Linked DNA regions of Homo sapiens: region 1 is linked to region 2. A link is a loop called in an ENCODE intact Hi-C map of the cell type or tissue named here. Cell type or tissue: IMR-90. All regions are shown on one strand. Links, peaks and the distances in the headings refer to the core of each region. The heading gives the core; the rest is flanking DNA. Region 1 overlaps NPSR1 (neuropeptide S receptor 1). Region 2 overlaps BMPER (BMP binding endothelial regulator).

What was found. Hi-C counts contacts between places; a loop is a spot of excess contacts. Peaks named below come from ENCODE experiments on the same cell type or tissue, not always from the same donor. Only the 100,000 strongest peaks of a DNase experiment are listed, where the experiment ranks them.
Region 1: a loop joins it to region 2, with 16 times the contacts of the local background. A loop is called at or near these places in 2 of 110 quality-filtered maps.

Annotation. Positions count from the first base shown.
Region 1 is chr7:34,820,266-34,828,265 of GRCh38, reverse strand. NPSR1 (neuropeptide S receptor 1) reads right to left here. Exons shown (of 9, transcript NM_207172.2): 5 at 664-865. It also overlaps a transcript of NPSR1-AS1 not described here. Among named protein-coding and RNA genes, the nearest start is that of NPSR1-AS1, 66 kb to the right of the region's middle. In IMR-90, for the core only: a CTCF peak has its summit at 4,418; no DNase peak of the experiment used is centred there.
Region 2 is chr7:34,125,517-34,141,528 of GRCh38, reverse strand. All of the region lies in intron 13 of BMPER (BMP binding endothelial regulator), which reads right to left. Among named protein-coding and RNA genes, the nearest start is that of BMPER, 230 kb to the right of the region's middle. In IMR-90, for the core only: a CTCF peak has its summit at 7,151 (motif pointing left); DNase peaks (open chromatin) are centred at 7,148 and 7,978; H3K4me3 peaks cover 192 bases; H3K27ac peaks cover 564 bases.

The sequences.
Region 1 (8,000 bases), core at 1-8,000, 690 kb before region 2:
TCTACACTCACTCTGATTTCTGGTCATCACAGACTCTGCTTCCTCCCCACTTCTCCCTTATCCTACCTGAATCATTTCCTCCTTCAATGGTGGCTTCCAAAATATATTCCCTGCCATTATCTGACTCCACTGCATAGACAGTTTAGCATATTAGTGCATACTGAGTTTTGTGTTCAGTTTGTTTCAAGTATGTCTATCTTTTCATTTACAAAATCCCTGAAACTGGTAATTTGCCTTATATTTGGAAGGCTGCGAGATATAAAAGAAATAATATGGTATGATTTCAGAAAAACCTGGATATCAATCCTGTTTGATGTTGAATAAGTTACTTAATCACTCTGAGCTTGAGTTTCATCATTCATTAAATTGGGGCAATGGAAATTATTTCACAGGGTTATACTGTGGCTAATGTGATAATTGTTAGCTATTTAGCACAATGCCTGCCCTATATACCCAGTAATTGTTAATTCCCTTCTCCTTACTCTACTTTGAAGAAATTGGGCTTAGCCTATGGTAGCTACACATAAAATCTTGTGGCCTGGTCAGTTCCCTCAAGGGCACTAGGAAAAATGGGTCTGTTGGGGAGGAGAGCAACAGCTGGAGAAACAGGAAAGCCCCCCCCGCCCCACCCCCCCGTGTGGTCCTGTCCTGACGGCTTCTTACCTGATGATTGTCAGAGGGATGAAGTACACCAGGAAGGCCACGATGGTCATGTATGGGGTCCAGTAGGAGTCGTCAGGCCACAGGGCCCAGCACTGCACTTCACCGTTGGACAGTGTCCTCTTCCCAAATATGATCAGGGTGGGAATGGAGAACAGAAAAGACAGGCTCCAGGCGATCACAATGAGGACCCTGGCTTGCTTTTCTGCCCAAAGAAAAGAGAGGAATGTCTGGGTATGTGGCAACCATTTTTGGGAGCACAATGGAGTCTGCTATAGAAAAGGATCACTGTGGGGCAGCCACCCTGGACCTCAAAGAACCTCCCAGAGCCTCAGTTTCCTTCTCTGTAAACAGGGATACAGTATCTCCATACATTGTCAATGTGAAGATTACAAAGGGAAGCTTGAACAGAAGCCAGCACATTGCCTGGCCTAAGGTTGGTGCTTTTTCTTTCCTGATTTACCCATCTGACTTGAGATGCTGACGCATCCATTCCTGCAGTATTAGGGAGCTCAGTTTGTACCATGTACATTTGGTAAGTTGCGGTGCAAATGCTGAGTTGTGTCTACCCATATGCAGTCTCTTGTTACCAGGCAGGGCTACAGCCTTTGGTCCACGTGGCATCTTTTCACTGTACCCAGCACTGCAAAGCACTGGGACAGTTTTTGAGAGTTATTTGCCAAATGGGAAGGAAACTTCTTTCTTTTTTTTTTTTTTTGGTAGGAACATGGGTGGACTTACAAGGCAGAGAAAGAACACTGAACTTCGTTCTGGAGAGTAGGGTGCATTCAAAACCAGCCCAGAAACCTGGTAGCTATGTCTGCACACTGGACTTTAGTTGCAATATTCTGACCTTGGCTAAACCATGCAGTCTCAGCCTCATCTTTTCTTTAAATTGGTATAAAAAATACCTGCTCTGGCCACCTCAGCTGGTTATGATGGGGCTGGAGAGAGACAATTAATACATAAGCAAGTACCTTTAAAATACACCCGTTGTTATGATGTGATGCTTTCTGTCAAGCTGTTGTTGAAACTCTCATCTTAATCCCTCACCTAGCTGGGCTTTCTGTGCTCATTGGCTCTGGGACCTTCTTCCAGAAATAAGAGGCCACCTTGCTCCCCTACTTTCAACTTGGAAAGCAGGTGTGTGTCTTTGGGTGGGGTTGGAATGTAGAGTCAGGTGGTGTTGTTCGACAGTGTGTTGACTGTGGTCGAGCTACAAGAAGTGAGAAAAATCTAGAGGAAACTAGGGACTCTATTAAAATCCAAACCCAAAATATTTAGGAGAATAATATCTAGGGTTCTGTTCTTCCTGAATTGTATGCACTGAAAAGAGATATTAGATTCATGTAGAAAAGAGTTGTTATTGGCCCACTGAGCAAGCAGGAGTCTTGGGGTAGAATTATAATAGCAATCTGATTAAGGTCTTTCCTGTTCCTTACATGCAACCGGTAATCCACTGGGGACAGGGGGAGAGGTTTTCCTGCCTGCATTTGGAAACTCGAGTCCCTTGATGTTAGTGATGACTCACAGGTGACTGACACATTAAGTGGTAAACATTGGTCAATTTAATAATTACATGAAAATTAGTAATTAAAATCCTAGATAACAATAAAAAAACCCCAAATTCCCAAGAAGATTTCAAGTTAAGTCTTTTCTCCCTAGGTGGGCTTGCTTCAAGTAGGAAGTCCAGCAGAGGTACCAGCCCTTCTGCTTTCTATCCTTGTCTGCTATTCCTCCTCCTCCCCCAGGTTGCTATCCACATTGGGGTCTCTCTGGAGCTGGGGTACAGGGAACCAGGAGGAGGAAGAAGACAGAGTTCTTGCTTGACTGCTGCTGTCATCAGAGGGCTTTGTGCTCTCTGTGCCTGGCTGCATCCAAAGCTGATTCTTGGTCCCCTGAGGAACTTTTCTGGGTCCTTTGGAAATTATCCTGTGGGGTCTTGCTGGTGGCCACTTCCTTGACTTGGGCAGTGACCTTCCACCCTCCCTGGTGACCTTCAGGGAGGCCTCTTTCTCTGGCAGAAATGTCTGGGGCAGGATCTTTTTTAACACAGCCTCAGGCAAACTTCATGATGCAGGTTTTACATCAGCCCCCTGGGCTAGGACCACAGCGCCAGCCAGCTTCTCTTCAACATTCTCAGGTGTGATGTAGTCATTGGTCCACAATGCTTTCAAATGCAGGGAACATGTCAAGCTCTGTGAGTCATCATGTGAAGCCCTCTCACTAGACTTAGTTTATGTAGACATCGAGTCACCTGTGATTAGGACAGTATGAAAGGTGAGAGACTGAGAATAGTGTCAACATCTTCACTGGATGAGGGCCATGGCCATATGGGCACAGACATATGGGGAGGTGTTGTAGAAGGTAGTCTAGACTGATAGCATGAGCATCAGAGAAACAGAGAGGGCATGCGTATGCAATACTGAAGGAGAAAAGGCCTGGAGGTGGTCTAGAACGGTAGGAAAATGTCTTCACCACCACCAGGCCATGAGGTACCTAAAAAGGAAGGTTGAGGAGCATCCTCTTGAGATGTCTTAAGGGAATCAGCCACCTCAGGAGGCAGGAGGTGGAGGGAGCCTCCCATTAGGAGTTTGATGGCATAGGGGAGCTGGTCCCTAAAGGAACAGAGAAAAACCAGGCGTGGAGAGAAGCAGTGGGAGTTCAGATTAAGAAAGAAGCAGGGTGGGATGAAGAGGGCAGGTAATAGGACTGGAGGGGGTTCTTCTTGATGGTGGGGGTGTGAAGCCTGATGGGTTTCTATGGTCCTGGGTGACATTAGTAGCTGCCCCCTGTGCTCTTGTTCTTTCAATGGTTAGAATTCTAATGTCATCTTCTTCTATAGGTTCCAGGGCACTCTTAAGGGCAACGTGTGACTCCTGGGCCCCACAAAGTTTCCACTTGATGGATGAACAGTGCATTCACTTTTGAGAGGGATGGACAGGGAAGAGAGTATAGAATCATACTTTAGAATCAATTCTACCAAGGTCTCCGAAGATGTTTCCCCAAAGGCCCAGCAGGGTATAGGCTTGGAGCTGTTTTTCTCTTACTGGTGCTGGGGCTACACTGTGAAAGCCCCACTCTCTTAGGCTGTGACGCAGCTGCCACAGCAGGGAGACTGATGGCCTTCCAGGCAGCTGAGCCCATTTGCCATGAAGAGTGACTTCTCAGGGCTGAAGGATCCAGGATCGAACAGATGAAATGCAGGTTTGCATATAAGGTAGACTGTCTCATGTTTCTCACCCCCGGAAAGTCAGACTCCCTCTTCCATGTGCTCTTGTCCATTTCTGTACTTCTCTGCCGCTTAGCCTTCCTCTTTTCCATGTAACTCATTTACCTTTTTATAAAATCGTATAAGTTACACACATTGATTATAGAAACACTAGCAAATAAAAATAAGCGAAAAGGAAAAAAATCCATAGTGGCACCAACCAGAAACGTCAAGCTTAAATTTTGATAACGCATGCATATATAATACATAGATTACACATTTAGAAATGAGATCATGATACAGATCCTACCTTGTAACCTAATTTTTTTCCTCTGAAAAGCCTGTTATGACCATCTTTTCCTGTTAAGAAATATGAACTTGTACAAGTGGCATTTTTTTTCAGGTAGTAAGATCCTTTCTTCAAATATAATTTTATCTCGAACCCAGTATAGGAAAGTGTTGAAAGCTCAGGTATCTTTGGTTGAAACTGAGACAGCCAGCAGCTCCCAGATCTGCCCTGGAGCAGGCCAGCAAAATGAGCCCTCTGGGGGTCACTGTGGGAAGTGCAATTGGAAAAGCACTGATAAATAACATTTTTTCCGGTGGTTATACTGTACTCCAATTTTATCAATAGCCGATTATTATCTAAGTTGTTTTCCATTTTTTATTATAAATAATTTATATTCATCTATTTTTCTCAGTTCTTGTTATTCCTTAGGATAAACTCTTAGAAACAGAAGATTTATAAATTTTGACAAATATTGTTACATTTCCCTCAAAAGTGCCTACTATTTATGGCTCTCACTGTAACAACAAAAGTACCAATTTCCTTATACTCTCCTAATAGTTGGATAATTCTTCCTTTTAATCTTGTTATGTGGTTGGTAAAATTTTGTATCCAAATGTTCAATTTTGCAATTCTTTAATTAGTAGTCAAAATGAATATTTCTATACATTTTCTATTCATTTATGGTGTTGTTTTTTTTTTTTTTTTTCTGGTGAAGTCTTGCTCTGTTGCCAATGCTAGAGGGCTAGAGTGCAGTGGTGCCATCTCCACTCACCGCAACCTCCGCTTCCCAGGTTCAAGCGATTCTTGTGCCTCAGCCTCTTGAGTAGCGGGATTACAGGTGCATGCCACCATGCCCAGCTAATTTTTGTATTTTTTTAGTAGAGACAGGGTTTCACTATGTTGGCCAGGCTGGTCTCAAACTTGTGACCTCAAGTGATCCACCCACCTCAGCCTCCCGAAGTGCTGGGATTACCGGCGTGGGCCACAGCGCCTGGTCTCATTTATGTTTCTTTGTTTCTTGTTAGTCTGTTCATGCCCTTTGCCCATTTACTCAATTAGAATGTTTTTATTTCTTTGCCAGACTTCTTTATAAAAAGGATATTTTTCTTTGCCTGTTACATAAAAATATTTTCCATTTATAATTTTGCTTTTTAAGTTTGTTTATGGATATTTATTATTTACATAAATAATTTAAATTTTTATGTAGTAAAAAACTATATTTTCCTTCTTGCTTCTGCTTTTGATATGGTTCCTGGAAAGGCCTTTCCTTCACTGAAATTATGAAGGTGTTACCCAAATATTCTTTTACTCCTTTTATGTTTGAAGTGTTAATTTTTTCAATCCAACTAAAATTTACTTTGTTATTAGCTATGGTGGGTGGTGATCTAATATTCTGAAAAAAGGCCAGACAGCTATTTCAACACCGTATACTAATTCATTTTTTGCCAACTGATTTGAAATTTTGTATGATTTATATGTGTTATTCTGGTTCCAGCATTGTTTTAATTATCAAAGTTTTATATTACATTTTAATATAACACTGCATATTTCTCTTTATTATTTTGATATTTTTCTAATTATTCTCATATTCATTTTTGGTGAAGACCTTTAAAATTGTCAACTTTTCTGGAGTTGCTGGCTAAGAAAAATACTGCTTCAGTAAATAGCAGTAAAAAATAAATAAAATATGGCCTCCCCTCAGTTAAGCGGCCATTGCCTTGTGCCTGCACAGCTACATTTGACTCCCTCCTGGTTTCTCCCTGCTCCATGACTCTCCCAGAGAGCCCTGCCACTCTCGGGGAATCTCTTCTTTCTACGGCTTTCTCTCAGCTGAGCCGCATAAACTCCGAACCCTGCCTCTCAGCTGCCCTTAAATTCTGACAAGCTGCGGTACTAAAATGACTCCCGCGTTGGGCTTCCTGGAACCTCTCGTGTCGCGTTCTCACCGGCTGCCCTCACCCTATAAACTTGTGAGTATCAGTTCATCCTCTACAAGGCCAGGGAGTTCTCCCGGGGGCTGAATTATACATTATACACTTGGCTTCCGTGTTTCATCTGCTCCCTCGTGTGCTGGGAATTCTTAGAAGTTTCTGGTATTTGGATGGCTTCTTTCCTTGGCTCTCATTCCAGATGCAGGTCTCCCCCTGTTTTTAGATTTCTTCAGTGACTTTCGTTGGGCCTGGGCAGAGGAAGGCAGCTGGCTAATGTGTTTCTAAGCTTTCATCTTTCCCAGAAGCTACTGATGATGAGGATTTTCCAAGCACCTTATGTTGAGCCTCTCTTAATTTTGTAGTGAGGGAATAAGTTGTTTTACATCTTTAGAAAAGCACTATAATATTAATTGCTGCCTTTCTGATAATTTAGGACACTCTTGATGATATTACACAGTGTCTCCCAGAACTAGACATATTTTCCACGAGCAAACAGCTAATTTTTTAACCTAGTGAATATGGTGAAACATGTAATTCATCATGTCACCCTCTGGCTATGGGTCTCAAGTCTGTACCTCTAACAAGTTTCCTGGGACTTCCCTCCTGCAATTTCCTATACTTATTTTTCCTTCACTTATATTTCTTCACCTTAAAATACTTTGGCGTCGATGTCCTTTTGTCCACCACATTCAACCCTTTCTAAAGTCGGCTAGGCATAAACAAATAGATGGATAAATAAGTGTATCACGGGCCAGGTGCAGTGTCTCATGCCTATAATCCCAGCACTTTGGAAGGCCAAGGTGGATTGCTTGAGCCCAGGAGTTTGAGACCAGCCTGGCCAACACGGTGAAACCCCATCTCTACTAAAATACAAAAATTAGGCGTGGTGATGCACACCTGTAATCCCAGCTACTCGGGAGGCTGAGGCACAAGAATCACTTGAACCTGGGAGGCAGAAGTTGCAGTGAGCTGAGATCGCGCCACTGCGCTCTAGCCCGGGCGACAGAGTGAGACTCTGTCTAAAAAAAAAAAAAAAAAAAAAAAAAAGTGTATCACAAATCCATGAATGTAAACCAAAAATAAAGTTATAAGGCCCCCCAACCTTCCGAATGGATTTCCTCCTCAGCCAAGGCTCTTTTAAGATTTAACCTGAGAGGCTGTTCCAAGCCATGATGGGCAGTGCGGGTTCAGGTGTGTCTCATTATACCTCTCCAGCGTTAACATCAACACAGACTTTAAGTCTGATGAGAAACATTTTACAACATAGTCTCCCTGAAGAGGAAACCTAAAAGTTTCCCCTGCAAATAAGAAGTTTGGTCTCCACAATTCTTTGTCTTAACTCAGACATTCCTTTTTGTTGATCCCAGGTCTTTAGATAAACTCAACCAATTGTCAACCAGAAAAAATTTAAATCTAACTATAATCTGGAAGCTTCGCCCACCCCATCCCCCACTACCCAACCCTGCCATTTCGGACCAACCCTATGTATTTCTTAAATGTGTTTGATTGAAGGTTCATGTCGCCCTAAAATGTATAAAACCAAGCTGCACCCTGACCACCTTGGGCACATATTCTCATGACCTCCTGAGGGCTTTGTCCATTGTCACTGATATTTCACTCAGAATAAATCTCTACAAATATTTTACAGAATTTGATGCTTCATTGACACATTTTTGCATACCTATGTCACGAAATGTCTCTCCTATCTCCCCTGCCTCATCAATTTCCTGCCTCCCCTATCATAATAACTAGGGCTTTACAGTGCCCAGAAAACTTGGTACAGGTCTCAACCCTTCACAAAACAGACACACCAAATGACCGAGAAGAAACCCAGGAAACAAGTATATTTTCTATTTTTAAAATTAACTTCTAAACCACTTTATTGATGTATAATTGGCATATAAAAAGC
Region 2 (16,012 bases), core at 3,356-11,355:
AAGCAATATTCTTGCCTCAGCCTCCCAAGTAGCTGGAATTCAGGTGCCCACCACCATGCCAGGCTAATTTTTTGTATTTTTGGTATAGACAGGGTTTCACCATGTTGGCCAGGCTGGTCTCGAACTCCTGACCTCAGATGATCCACCCACCTCGGCCTCCCAAAGTGCTGGGGTTACAAGCATGAGCCACTGTGCCTGGCTCAAGATTGTATTTCTTAATACTTCTCCCCACTTTTATTATAGAAATCTTGGGAAATCACCTTCACTAGCAAATGCATTCAGGCATTAAACACAGTCTTTACACTGGGTAGAGACTCTGGAATTCCAAAGAGAAGCCAAATAAAGCTTGTCCTTAAAATGGCGTCTAAATGCCAGTGTATGAATCTCCCTCAATGTCATTTCCCTTTGTTGTTTCAACTTTCATTTCAGAATAACCCACACCCATCATATTTACGCTCAGACTTCACAGCGACATTTTCGGCTGCCCCAGGTTCTAACCTGTAATCCCATTCCTACTTCACTTTCCCAGTAGAATTTGTTCCCCATCCTCTCTCCTGGCCCATGGGGGTGGGTCTCTTTCTGTATACACGGCTCCCACTGCCAAGACCTGGATGGAATGGCATCTCATGGACCTGGTAAAATGATGGCACATATATGGGAAAAGGCTGGTCTCAGTGTGAGGAAATGTGTCCCCGGATTTGAGTGAATGTCTACTGTAATTCTGTAAAATTCCATGGACAATAAACAAATAAAATGTAATTTGTTCGGGTAAGGGGATTGTTAGTGAATGCTTTCCTTTTCTCTTGATTTCTACGTGTCTTATGAAGCTATTTACACAATTGAAGATAAATTACAGACAGCTAAATCCAATCATTGAGACTGTTGAGAGAAAATGTTTTCAGCACACATTGAATAACCACTGTGTACATACACTCCACCTCACCCACAGACAGGTCCCTCTGTCTCCACAGACACAATCAATGATATGCCGTTCTGTAAAACTAAGGAAGATGTGAGCTTTTTATATGATCAACCACTCATGGAGAACAATGTGTGAGAGAAAAATATTTGTCCAAGCCAGACCTTTACTTGAAAATGTTGTATGTATTTTTATAGGCTTGAAATATGTGTTTTGTCTCGGAAGTTAAAATTCATAAATGTTGTTTTTCACTTATCAAGTTGATGATTTTTACATAAAATAATGAACAGAGTTTGTGACAGAATGGAGAAGCAGTCATCCCCCTGCCCCGCTGGCAGTGGTGTGAAACTGCCAGCTTTTACACAGAGTGTTTTTCAGGGAATGTCTCCTCCAGTCCACATGGCAATGGGCTATGAGGCAGAGATTTTCACTGCTCCATTTAATAGATACGGAAGCTGAAGCTTGAAGAAGTTAAGTAATTTACTCAATGTCACAGGGCTGATCACAGATCCAGAACTGCAAACCTAGGACGACACCTTGTTTTTTTCTGATCTCAGAACCCATATTCACAGTAACTACATTCGATCTTTCTAGAGAGCAACTGAGTTATATTTATACACAGCCCAGAGAAAGGTTCTTACTCTCTGATGAAAATTTTACACCTAAGGAAATAGTAATGCCTGTGAATATAGGCTTCAAACCTAGGAATTTTCATCACAATGCTATTTAAATAGAAAAAGAAAAGGGAAATAACCTAAATTATCCATAATAAGGGCCGAGCTAGATAAATTCAGGTGACTTCTGTGATGAAACACCCTACAGCCATTACAATGAAGTTTTGAAAATATATTTTTAAATATGAGGAAATGTTTGGGAAGGATTAACTGAAAAAAAAGAGAAGGATAACAAAATTGTGTTTCAACATCGTGTCATCACACAATGAAAACAAGAATAACTGAAAACAGATACGACCAAATCCAACGGAAAGCTCGGTGTGGTGGATTGCGGTTCTCCTTAATTTTCTTACCTGTATTTTCTACATAGGCCTGATTCCTTTGTTATTTTGCCAATTCTGTTACAATAGAAACCCAAAGAGTCAGGCAGGCACTGTGAATACATATCACTTTTCTAAAAAGGGAAACATCACAGTTTACTTTTAATACTACACAAAAGAATATCATGAAAGATATTAATATTGAAATCAGAATTTCAGAATGATAGTGGGAAAGTAAAGAATGGGAGTAAATGAGAGCTTCTATTTGTAGGTCTTAGTTATTCAACGTTCCTCCAGCTAAAATCTGCCCAATCTGTATTTTGGCAGCCTCTTGATACAGACTTCGGCTGGATTCACTTTGCGTTGCCCTCACACTTGTATTTCATTGGTCTACTAATGTGGTGGTGGAATAGATAATGGAATAATTTTGCATGCTTCTGTTGGTTACAAAGGAATTTATTAAGAGAAAAATAAAAGCATCTTCAAATGCACTTCAAATTTTAGGGAGGGACAAAACAATTGTTATTCAACTATTCAATTCATGTTTATCACACTTCATAATTCAGTGTGAGGAAAATCTAAGTTATGACACAGTGAAGTTGAGTTCTTCTGTGTTTATGGAAGATCGTTGTCCTTTTCTTAATCAGTATGCACCCATAGTCTACATTTATATTCATTTTACAGAATAAGTAGCAGAATTTTATCACTTCTGGGAGTGACTGAGATTTATGGCTTTGGTACCTCTGCTGTCATGACATTGTTCTGTCACATTTATGTTCTGTTTGATGGTGAGTTGGTCAGGAAACACGGCTGCCCAGTGTGCTCCAGTGGGAAAACACAGGTTGCATTACTCTGAGCTTTTCCAGGAAAGCTCTGCAGGTGAAGAGTGCCTGCCTGACTGGTTTCTATTGTAACGGAATTGGCAAAATAACAAAGGAATCAGGCCCCTGCAATCCCCTTAAAGCATACTGTCTGTCACAGGAGCTTCAAATTAATGTATCTAGAAATGGTTTCCTGATTCATCTGCCCCACTCCTGGCATCTTGCCTGGCAGCCAAGAGGTTCAGGGTTCAGGTAGGACTCTTGTTCTGTGTGGTTAACACAGCTGCTCAGTGCCACAATAGGGCAAGAGAAGGCCCAGAGCTGCTGCAGGGGCCCAGGGAGCTGGCACCAGGCTGGGCAGCGCTTTGTCACACATCCACTACCTCCCTTCTCTCAATGTTTGATGTTTGTGTGTCATGTTTCAATGACTCCTTGAAGGCATGTTTTAACCCTGTTCCTCATAGCACTCGGCACGGTAGTGGGATCAGAACTGACCTGTGGTCAGTTCCCTCCCTGAAATCCAATTAAACACAACTCATCTGCAGAGAAGCCTTCAGAACTATTTTCCCGCATCAAACTACAGCTACTGCCTCCTGAAAACTCTACACCAGAAACCATTAGACACATGTGGTTATTTAAATTGGAATTTAAGTTAATTACCATTAAATAAAATTACAAGTTCAGTTTGTCAGTATCATTAGCCACATTTCAAATGTTCAATGGCAGCAGGTGCCAATGGCCCCCATATTGGACAGAGTGGATTGAGAACACTACCATCACTGAAGAGAGTGCTATTAGATGGTGCTGCCAAGAGTGCAGCTCCATTAGCGCCAGGGAATCCATTTCTGTCCTCCTAGAGGGATTTATAGGTATACTGAGATTAGGATCAAGCTCACCTCTGATTGGGCACCTACAAAAAAAATTCAAAGTTCTTGGCATCAAATTCAAGGTTCCTAGCAGCCTAGACTTCAGCCTACTTTTCTAACTCCATTTCTTTCTTCCCCACTCATTCTTTTACCAAATCATAGAATGTCCCATCAACCCTTGGACTTCCATCCACCTGGCTATTCCTGACTGGAAGGTACTTCCAGGTCTTTTCCACTGGAAAAATCTAATGTCTATCCTTTAAGACTTAATTCAAATTCCTCAGTGGTGCTTGCCAAGTGGCCCCAAAAAAGTTAGCCACTCCCTATAGGGTCCCATGTCCTTCATACCTTTCTTATTGCACAGATCCTTTGAAACATCATCTCTTTTCTTTCCGGGGGACAAGGACTGTGTCTGGCTTATCTAGCCCCCCAGCACAGTGCCGTGAACACACAGCTCAGTAAATATTCAGTGAATCATTCAAAGAGTGAAAGAGAGTAACCTCATGACCTTTTCCCAGCTTCCACAGGATTGGACAGCTGGACACTGATATCTGAAGGACATGAATTCCATCCTTGCTCCCACTCTGTGGCCACTGCTTAATACGGCCAAGGCCACGGGAGCTGTTGGCCATAACAGCCTCTGAACTAAGCTGCTTCTGCAAGAACCTTTCTGCTGTCATTTTCATTTTGAACTTATTGCACTCCTCTCCTGTCTCCAGAGGAATTTTTTTTAATTTAATGACTGGTGGAAAAAAAGGATTTGATGAGAGGATTCTGCTTTAACCACACATTTTCAATAAAGCACATATTTGATATAAGAAAAACCTATAGTTTTTCATGTTATTAAAAAGGCAAACCTCCAATACTGCTAAAATCAAAACATCAAACACATCTATGCTTCCTAGCAACAGCATATCCGAGTGGTTTCCCCTCTGCTCTCTGCTTTCTCTGGCACAAGGGCCATGCCTGTCAGACAGAGGCAAGTGCCTCTGCTTCCCAGGCACAGTTTTGAACGACAGATGTATTACCCACTGGGCACCCTCCACACTGCTTCTTGGAGAACAGAAGGGCAAGCCAGGAGTGACAGGTGCCAGCTCCACCTCGGAGCCAGATATCCAGCGTTCTGGCTGTTTTCTCTGCCACCACAAAGGGTCTTCAGCTGGACAATGTTTGTCAATCTGAAGGTCAGCTTTCCTGGGAGCAATGGCAGGATCAAGGCAGAACGCAACAGTGCAAGGAAGATAGCAAGAAAACCACCATTTGGTCATATGGCTTTCCTTGTTCCACATATCTAGGAAGGTCATAGAAGTGAGTGAAGGCATCTTAGGTTTATTGGTACCTGGGCATCAATGGAAAACAGGGGAGGGAGAAGATAGGGAAGACAGAGTCCTAGCTGAGTGAGCAGAAGTGTGGTTAGCTACCATAAGCCTATTAAAAAACTCACATTTTAATCCTTGAAATCCTGCCCTAATTTCCCTAATCTGAGTTGCATGGAGACAACTAAAGGTAGTAGCCAAGGTAGGAAGGCACATCCATGTCACATTATACCTATGAAAACAATGTCATCCAATATCACGCTCTTTTCCTCAGCCCTATACAGGCACGTTCACACACTCATTCTTATCCTTCCATCGAAGGGGTACAAAAAACACCACTGTCACATGAAAAACACGGCCAGAAGCTTCAATCCTGGGAACTGTGAGGCTGTTTTATTGAGCTGTCAATGAAAGGGCAGGGCTAGCCTGCTGGGCCAGCCAGCAGGGAGCTCCTGCTGCTCTGTCCACGGCTTTCCTGGGCCAGCCCCAGTTTGGCATCCCTGTGGCTACTGTCCATGCTGGCTTAAATATTGTTGAGAATATTCCAGGTTCTATGGCTGCCTGGGGTTGCCAGGACAGAACAGCAAGTCCAGGCATTTTCATTAGCTTGTGGATTTCATAACCTTCATCTGGGGAGACAGGGCAGGAGGATACCTGGAACGGGAGTCCAGCCTGTTTCTCTGGTTGTAGATATAAAAGTTATCTCCGGTTCAGCTTTCCCAAATTCTCCCCTCATCCCCCTATACTCAAGTTAAATTGTTAGCCCACTCCTCAGTGAAAAGAAGGCACTCATGGAGCTCTGTTTGTTTCAGGCACTAAACAAGGTACAGAGGCTAACAGAGATGGGCTCCTCCAAGAAAACAGGATTGTGCAAATACTAAGAACCAAACTCCAAATGACATAAAGACTATTATGAATGAGAAAAAGGAAATTCTAGGCTAAGGGAGGTGCCTGAGTAGAGGCACAGAATTTCCAAACCACCAGATCTTAGATTTGATAGTCATGTGGTCAACCTCCCAATATCAAAAACAATACAAAGCAAAAAAAGTCCCTGACAGAGAATCATGCAGCCTCTTCCTGAGACCTCACAGGACAGGGGGCTGGTTTTCCTGCAGGGCAGCTCAGCAGATCTGCTGGTTATGACATTTCTTTCTTCTAGGGATCCAAATCCTCATAATCTCCAGTTAACTCTCAGGTCTGACATCAGGAGCCACACAGAATCACTCAATGTGTCCCTGCTCATAAGGACTCTTCAGTTACCTTCCTGCGCTCCCCTGCTCAGCCTTGTATTTTCATCTTCCTGCCTTCTGTGTTCCTCCCTCCCTGTCAACTGCTTGCTTCCCGGCTTGTCAAGAACAAAAATCCAACAACCAAATTAACAAGAGAAAAACCTACCAAACCATTTTTGTTCATGATTCACAGTGAATCTCTTACTTGATTGCCTGCCCACTGTCCCTACCTTATATACATTGCTTACTTATACATTCCAACACTTTTTACCTAATTTAGACGCTCTCCAATTACTAAAAATATTTATTTTTAAATCCTCCTAACTTTCCCCAGGAGGTGAATGGCATTACGTGCACAGCAGCACACAGGAGCTCCAGAAATGATCATTCACCTCTGACCCTCTTCTGAAGCTATGGATTGTTTTTGTGGAATAATGTAGGCATCTGTGGACACAGAGACCTCCTTTAAGGAAGTAGCAATTCTTAGGATTTTTCATGGATGCCAGCTTTGGAAGAAGCTCCACATACTTGCTTTTAGTAGAGGTACGCTTTTAACAGTGACCAAACAGCTATCACGCATGTATGGAATCTAAAATATTTTCTCCCTTGATAAGGCCATATATCAGACCATATGTGAAGAGTATAATCTTCATGCCCACAGTTAAATTCTCGCCCATCTAATAACGGGGAAGGGATGTGCACCATTTTGCTATTTTCTCTATACCCAGGGGCCACATCTTTAAGGAGCCCAAAGCCAGAGACTATATAACCAGTAACCCTTAGAAATACTCCTGTTGGGAAGTTAAGCTATCTTTGCTCAAGTAGGAAACACTGGCTTCACGGAGGGAAAAACTGACCATGATTAACAGACTTTTGCTGAATTGTCACTCTTCTAGAGATAACGCCTCATTTCACTTTGGGCCCCATCCTAGCAGAGCCCGGCAAATCTTGCAAGATGGTCTCAGGAGCTGGCCAGGGAGAGGGAAGCTTGGTCACGACCCCCCTCTAGTGGCCGAGAGTTACTGCATGAAGTAACCATAATTCTTACTCCAGCATTTGCTTCTAAATCAAACAACTCACCTTTTTGGAGGCTGGCTGATAAAAAAGAACATAAAAATGGTGCTTGGCAGAAAATCAATCACTCTTCTCTTAAACTTGTGCTCAATTCATCACCGTCATGCTTACTGTAAAACAATTGTAAGGCTGGTGAACTAAACCCCTGTGTAATCCTAAACACCTACCCCTGATGCCTGCCAAGAAGGGTGAGTGCATCTGAGGCAGGCTTCTGGAAAGGGCAGGGCGAGATGGGCCACCACCAGGAAGAAGCCTCTGCTCCGTCCACCTTTTTCAATCTTTTTTATCTTTTTCACGAAATCTCATTTCACCTATGTACTACATCGAACGTCACATATTTTTTTGTCTCTAAAAAGAATCTCAAGTACAAGAGAGTCGGAATCCTTCACCTAAGCAGAAGAGAAACATTCTTTACCACTAAAGGAAAAACTAAACTGTTTTTCCTGCTTCCACACGCTGACTCAACACAGAAAGCTTCGGTCACCAAAACATGTAGGGACTTCTCCCCACTAACCACTAGTTCTCCAGCGGACACCAACTAGATGTCCTGAAATTTAACTCAATTCTGACACTATCTACTGGAGTTAGCGTCAGATCCCACAGCAAAGGTCCCAGTCCCACAGCACTGCTCCCCACTTTAGATATCAATCACAGTCCCAGGTTGTGGCCTGTGCTTCTGACCAACCGGTTTATAAATCGGAGTTTCCACAACCCCCTTCTTGGATCCAGTTAATTTGCTGGAGTGACTCACAGGACTCAGGGAAACACTTAAGTTGCCCAGTTGATTACAAAGGCTGTTACCAAGGATACAGATGCACAGCCAGATGGAAGAGATGCACAGGGTGAGGGTGTAGGAAGGGATTCAGAGCTTCTGTGCCCTCTCCAGGCACACCACCTTCCAGAACCCAGGCACACCACCTTCCAGAACCCCTGTGTGTTTAGCTATCCAGAAGCTCCCCAAACCCTGACCTTTGGGGTTTTCGTGGAGGTGCCATTACATAGACCTGATTAATTATATCACCAGCCATTGGTGATCAACTCAACTTTCAGCCCCTCTCCCCTCCTTGGAGGCTAGAGGGAGAGGCTGAAAGTCCAACCCTCTAATTACATGGTTGGTTCCTCTAGCAATGGAGCCCCTCTCCATCCTGAGGCTGTCCAGGAGCCCCCCAAGGATCATCTCATTAGAACAAAAGATGCTCCTATCACCAAGTAAATTACAAAGGATTTAGAAGCTCTGCATCTCTCACTCCTACCATTCAGGAAATTAATTGCAAAGGTCTTAGGAGCTCTGTATCAGGAACTGGGGTCAGAGACCAAATTCAAATTTAAAAAAAAGATTTCCCTAGTGCCCTTACCTACACAGTTTCAGGAGCTCTATGTCAGAGAGCAATATACACATTTCAATATACACATTTCACATCTACCAAGTCTGAGGTGGTAATACCATCAGGGACCAAAAGTATCAGCGTGTTGCCAATATTCAGCCACGTCTTGGGGTAAGCCTGATTCTTAGTTTGTAAAGTGATGGGGTCTCCACAGTACTAATATTCTGTGATTCTGTCAAGATATGAACTTGCCCAGGGCTCAGCTAGCCCCAAAACTAGGTAGTATATGTATTTTAAAAGCCCCCAGCCCAGAAATGAGAGAGGGATCTTTACCCCAAAGAAACTCACTGTCTCCTTTTTGGTGAGCTCATCTCATCATAATTCTACTCCCAACATAGATACATACCGTCTTTGAAATTGTTCTAGTCCCCTCAACAAACACCAAGAGAATATCCGCTGTGTGCAACCTGTGGGCTGGGCATTGTGGGAAATGCAGAAAGAAAGAAGAACCTGGCTTCGATCCGGAGGCCTTTGGGGCGTGGTAGGGAGAGCAGGGCAGAACTGGCTTCGATCCTGGGGCCTTTGGGGTGTGGTGGGGAGAGCAGGGCAGAACTGGCTTCGATCCTGGGGCCTTTGGGGTGTGGTGGGGAGAGCAGGGCAGAACTGGGCCAGGCAACACTCAAGGAGGAGTCTTGAGGGCAACATATTAAGGGGGCACTAGCTCTCAGGCTCCAGTAAGTACAGGGCTGGCACTTGAGAGCAAATGCCTTCTTCAATGTTGCTTCTCATGTCTGGGCCCTAGAGGAGAAGAAAACATGCCTACACAATTGTCCCACGGCATAATCTACTCGAAGAGGCAGCAAGGTAAGTGATCACCACACCAAGATTGAACCTCAATTGTGTTATCTTGGGCACATTATTACCCCTTTCCACATTCTCCTTTCCTTGCCTAATCTCTCCCTTAGGGTTCTCAGAAGGTAAATGAAAATCTGTATTCTCCCCTTCCCCCAACGAATCCCTAAAGAAAAGAGCAAAATTCATCCATGCACAGAAATGGAAATGGTTAGAGGACTAAGCAAAACAGAAATTGCAGCATTCCATCTCCAGCCCCACTGAAGTTCAGAGTTTGAAGGATGTGCAGGAATTGAACTTTGTTCTTTCTTTCCTATCACCCTAGGGTGCCATCCCCCGGGATGCCAGCCCCAGCATTGTCTCTAGTCTTCCCATTGGCAGCCGAACAATACTAGCCTGGGTTTGCCTGTGTTGGCCATGGCCACCTCCAGAGAGTGCAGTAATTGGGAGTGTGGAGTCACAAATGGCGGTGAGGAAAATTTATGAAAGTGAAGGCCTCTAGCATCTGGAGGCCACACCCCAGCCACACGCAGCAGTCACCACCAGCCCCCTGCTTCAAAGGGGCCGATCCTTCCATAGGCCTTTTTCACATTAGGCAGTGGATGGCTGCCAAGTCCCACAAACAGGCAAAGGCACAAATCCTCCACTACGTGCATTAATCAAAGGGCGGCAGAGGCGGCTGCCCCTGGAGGATGCGGTACAGTGGTGAACTTTTTCAGATGCTGGGGGCCTTGCATCAAGCATCTGCCGTGCCTTTTGGCTCCACAATAAACCAGCATTCACATCCCATCACTGCACAAGAAAGGGTCTTTTCACACTCAATGCCCTTTGCAGCCTTGGCTGCCGAGGGATAGCTCAGTCCACTGGACCTAAACAGGGTGCTACCCGTCCCAAGAGGCCCACCCCCACCCATCAGTGGGGCTGGCACGCCACCATCCTCAAATCCCAGAAAAAGGACTCCATGACCAGACATTCCCCAAAGCCAAATCATAAACACCACAGGCCTTCCCCTCCATGCCAGCTTCCCCACACCCTCTGCTAGAATGAGAGCACCCTCAGATGAGCCCCTGAGAGTTGGAATGTGAGGCCTGTTTTCTATAAGCAACTGCAGAGATAATTGCCTAAAAGGCCCCAGAACACTGGCCCAGAGGCATCACATGATTTTCTCTTTTTACCATCACATTACTAATAAGTGGCAAAGACAGCATTCAAAGCTGAGCCCTCACCCTCTCCCCTAAGACAGGTCGCCTTCTAAAGCACATGCTGTTCCTTCTAGCTGGGGTGTTCTTCCTCCCCCTTCTCCTAGTTAAAATCCACTCCTCCTTCAATATGCAGCTGAGTAGCTTTCTCAGGGAAGGTTTCTGAGATCCCCAGTCTAGATAAGGTTGCTCTTAAACATTCTCCTGGCATTCTTGCATGGCCCTTATCACACCCTGCAACTACACCCCCATGGGAGCGATCCCTCACTCCATCTACTCCACCATGCCCCAGGGCTGGCAGGTGTTGCTCACCAATTTTCCCCAGCCCTAGTGCAGAGCCTGTTCTAGGGTACATGCTCAAAACCTGTTTTCTGAATGCATTACTTACAGATGTTTATATAGTCAAGTCCAGATAAAGCGACTACTAAGTGACAATGAGATTTACAGGGTTAAATGGCCTCAAAGTGAAGGAGGAATAGGCATTCCATGGATTTAACTACTACTAACATACTGAGGGAAGTTCTGAAAACTGGAGTAGACAGCTAGGAGGTCAGTGGTGGTCTTAGCAGGAATACTTTTACAAGAGTGGTGTGGCCAACAATCCTCCTGAAGTGTATTGCAGGTGGAAAATATGGGAGGCAATGAGGAAAGGCCATTCTTTCAGTAGGTTGTCAGATCAGAGGAGAGAAATGAGGAGATAATTTGAAGGGAACCCAGAAGACAGAGAGAGAGAGAGAGAGAGAGAGACAGAATCAAGAAGACTTGAACACATTTTGCATCAAAGCGGGGAAGGAAGTCCAAGATAAGATGCTGAAGCTAAAGAGATGGAGGGTTTGGGTAACTGGTGACATAATATCAGGAAGAAAACAGGAGAGGAGGGGGTCAAGAACACAGGGAAAAGATTACCCTCCTATTCACTTATCATTGCTAGTAGCCAAATTCCTGAAAAAAAGAAAAAGAAAAATGTAGAAGTCCTTATATTCATATACGACAACATAGGGAGAGGTAACCTCTAGATCAGCAGTTGGAGGAAGGAAGACCAAGGTGCTAATCCAAATATCTAGCAAAGAAGCAGGCAGAACTGAATGCAATTTGCAAATAGTGTTTCCAGGTGAGGAAAGACTCCAGACAAGGGACAAGATGAAAGCCACTAGAGAATGAGGTTTTACTCCCCAGTTCAGTCCATGCCCTTGGGGACTCATGGCAAAGGAACTGAAATAAAACTAAGCCTAAATTATAATATGGCAGGTTTTCTTTCTTTCTTTCTTTCTTTCTTTCTTTCTTTCTTTCTTTCTTTCTTTCTCTCTTTCTCTCTCTCTCTCTTTCTCTCTCTCTCTCTCTCTCTCTCTCTCTCTCCTTCCTTCCTTCCTTCCTTTTCTTTCTGTCTCTTTTTTTTTGAGACAGCGTCTCGCTCTGTCGCCTAAGCTGTGGTCACTGGCACGATCTCAGCTCACTGCAACCTCTGGAGTCAGTGGCACAATCTCGGCTCACTGCAACCTCTGCCTCCTGGGTTCAAGCGATTCTCCTGCCTCAGCCTCGAGGTAGCTGGGACTATAAGTGTGCACCAACACACCTGGCTAATTTTTTGTATTTTTAGTACAGATGGGATTTCACCATATTGGCCAGGATGGTCTCAAACTCCTGACCTTATGATCCACCCACCTCAGCCTCCCAAAGTGTTGAGATTACAGGCATGAGCCACCACACCCGTCCCTAATATGGCAGGTTTTCTAGATTTTAAGCTTGTGATCTAAGAATAGTGATAGAACATTTTTCCCCAAAGCAGGGGATCTGAAATTGAGAAGCCATTTTTTGGCGGAGGAAGGGGTAACCTTTATAGATGTTTTCTTCCTAAATATTTTTATGTTCCCACTATACAATAAAAGTCTTAATAGCAACAATCATGGCAACCCACTGTGGTTTAGCGCTGTGACAGCTCAAAAACCCAACAGGCCGGATGACTCACAAAAAGTCAGAGAATTATAGAATCATAGAGTCTTAAAAGACCTTAGGGAATATCTACTCCCTGCAGGAATTCCTTTTATAATACTCCTGCCAGATGGTCGTACATCTGCATCATGTCTGTGATAGGAGCTCGGTAGCTTTTTAGGAATCTCATTCCTGTGATAGACAATGACAGCTTCTATCTCTCAGGAAGTTTTCTTATATATTAAATGAAAATGTGTTCTATAACTTCCAGCCCTTTATTCAGATCCTGCCTTCTGTTACACTGTAGAATTATTCTATTCTATTTCAGCTTCCATGTGACATCCTCTTCAAACACATTATATAACATAAAAATGTTCCACTTAAAAGTTAAACTTTTGGGGGGCTTTCAGAAGTATTCCTATCATGCCATTTTTTACTTCCTTTGCTTTTATTTATTTTACTTCCAGCAGCTAAAGGGTGTTCCACCTAAGCGCAAACATTATTTTCCTTTTTAAAATTCTTTTAATAAATCTCTACTTGGCAAGCAACTGTGCCATTTGTCTGAGCAAGGGACAAAGATGAGTAAGGCGGGGTACTTACTCCAAACTTCACAATGTGCCAAAATAGGTTGTAATAAAGGAGGAAAATAATGGGTGTTACAAAAAGCAGTCTAGCATTACCAAGGGAGTTCAAGGAAATAGATTACTCTGGCATGGAGGATAGGAAGTGAGAAGTTAGGAAAGATTTTGAGGAGGTGGCATCATTTGAGTTACATCTAAAAGAAAAAAATAAGTTTTACCCAGGCAAAGAGGAAAAAAAGGCTTTTTAGAAAAATGTATACTTTAGACATACATTTGTTTGAATCGGCATACATTCCATTTGGGGACCCAAGAACATCAAGAAGGGGAACAGACATCACGAGAAATCAATGGGAAAGGTAAGTGTTGCTTATTTAATGGACTTCCTTGTATGCCAAACTATGAAGCACAAACATTATTTAAGTAATCAGAAGGAGTCACTGACAGTTGGAGCAGAAAAGTGATAGAATTCAAAATACGCATCAGGAAAGCAAGCTAATAAGAATATTTTGGATGGAATGGAAGACGTGGAGAAAAGAAGTTATGTAGGGATTAAGCAGCTATTTCAGAAGATCCAACTAAGGTTTTCCAAGAGGGAAAGACACCACTTACCTGCGGGAACACCAGTAGAAATTGAGAGGGGACATAAAGCATTGAGATAGGAGAATGTATAGAGCCTGAAAAAGGGTCTCACACTGAGGCAAAAGGGAAAAAGAAGAGTCAAAGATGCATCTGGAGATTCAAGCTTGGATTTAAAGTCTGCCAAGAAATTAGAGGGATGCAGAAGAAGCCGGTAGTAGAAAGGAGCGGGGTGGAGCGGAGGAGAGATGATGAGTTTGTATTTAAACCCACTGTGTTTCTGATGGAACATCCAGGGAGTGGTGTGGTGGTAAATGTTCAACAACTGGTTCTTGGTGGGATCAGGGAGAAGAGGGGACCCCTGATTGGTAGTGCATGCTGACTTATGTGGTGTAAATAGCCAGTGTGGCTGCTTCTAAGCTACAGTACCAACATGGCATCACTGATCACTAAACACACAGCTGGGGAGAAATTCTAACAATTGGCGGTAGGGGGACAATAGAAGCCAGCTCCATCACACCACTGTGTCTACATTGGAGAGAGGAGACAGGGTTGAGCCAGAGTGTTCCTATTGTACAGTTAATAAAATGTGATTCTCTGCAAAACAGAGACCATGACTACTGACAGACTTGGACATCCCTACTGACATGCATCCAACTTCAGCCAAAAGCCCACCAACGGGTTCTCTCACTCTCTCTTACCAACATTCATACACAAGCCATAAAAACAAGGGCTGACAGCAACCAATGAGTTCATGCTGGTTTTATTTTTCATAGTGTCTTAGGATGATTCCTCCTTTAAGGTTTATTATTCTTTTGCCTACCATGAAATAGTAACTAAGCATTTTGCTAAATCAATTTAAAAATTGCTTTGTTTCATTGCTATCATTGTAAGGTACCTCTGGGCTGTCTGCTGTTTTATAAAGGCTCTTAATAATGCTGCTTAGTCACTCATAGGATGCAATTTGGACATTTTTTTTAAAAAAGAGAAATTCTAAACTACTTTTTATCTCTTTCCAGGTGTATAAAAATCTAGCATTATGTCTATATAATACTGGGGCAGTTAACGATGCTATGGTAAGGAGTATTATGTGGAACAAGAAATTTAAAAGGTGAGTGAAGTGAATTACACATATAAAGATAATGGTTGAAAGCCACACACTGGGGAAGAAAGTAAGAGGAAAGAGGAAAAAGCAGCATGGTTGAAAAAGATGTTATTAAGACTCAATAGGAAAAGTTGTAATTTCTCACCTATATATTTCCAACTACAGCACAAACATCCTCATACGCCTTCTTGGTGACACAGCAGCCAGTTAAATATTTTTGTCTAACCATTTCTTATAATAATGTGTAGGGGAACAGAACTTTTCTTCCCTACATAGCAGCCAAATGTTCTTTCAAATGTATTAAACAGATCATAAAACTCCTTTAATCAAAAGTTTCCAAAAATATCTCATCACATTTAAAGTACAATCTAACTAAGCCCTAGTCATGGTCCACAAGTCCCCAGATGAGCTACGCTCTTCCTGCTTTACACCTTCATCTCCATTTAGAAGCCCTAGCTCACTACCTTCAACCAGGCTGGCCTTCCTGCTTTTCCTTAAAAATGCCATGCTCATCATCTGGAACAATCTTCCAGGCTAACTGGAGAAGGGGTGGCTCTCTCCTTTTCAAATTTCAGGCCAATAGTACCTGCTGAGACATTCATTCCCTGACCACTAGTATCTAAAATGACCCCATTCTCCCATTTCATCACCTTCTCTCAAGTCAGAAATTATTTTGTTTATTTGGTTATTTTTGGTGGCACTCCCCAAATAGAATGTAAGTGCTGCCATGAAGGACTGTGTTTGTTTAATTTCCTGCCAAATCTTCAGCATCCAGCACAGTTACTAGCACATTGCAGGTGTTCATCTGTGGAATGGCAAATGCTCCCACTCCCATTAATTGGATACATTTCAGAGGAAAAGAAAACCTTATTGAAGAATGATCCATGTTTTCACAATGCTGTCCTCCATTGTATCTAAATATAATGCTGTGCCACCATAATGCCAAATTAAGCAACACAACAATATTGAATGAATATTGAATGAATAATTCAACACATGTCTTGGGGCCTTGCAAAGGAGCATAATCAGGCCATTTGAAAGATACATGACTAAGAAAGGATGTGCTTATTTCTCTCTGTCATGCTGGGAGCAATTTACAGTATCCTTAGGAAGCACTGCAGTAAGGTAAAGTAAATGTATATATGAGTTTCCTTCAGTCGCTCATGCATTCAACTAGCATTTCATAAGCATGAAGCTGAGAACTAGTGATATAAAAATAAAATGTC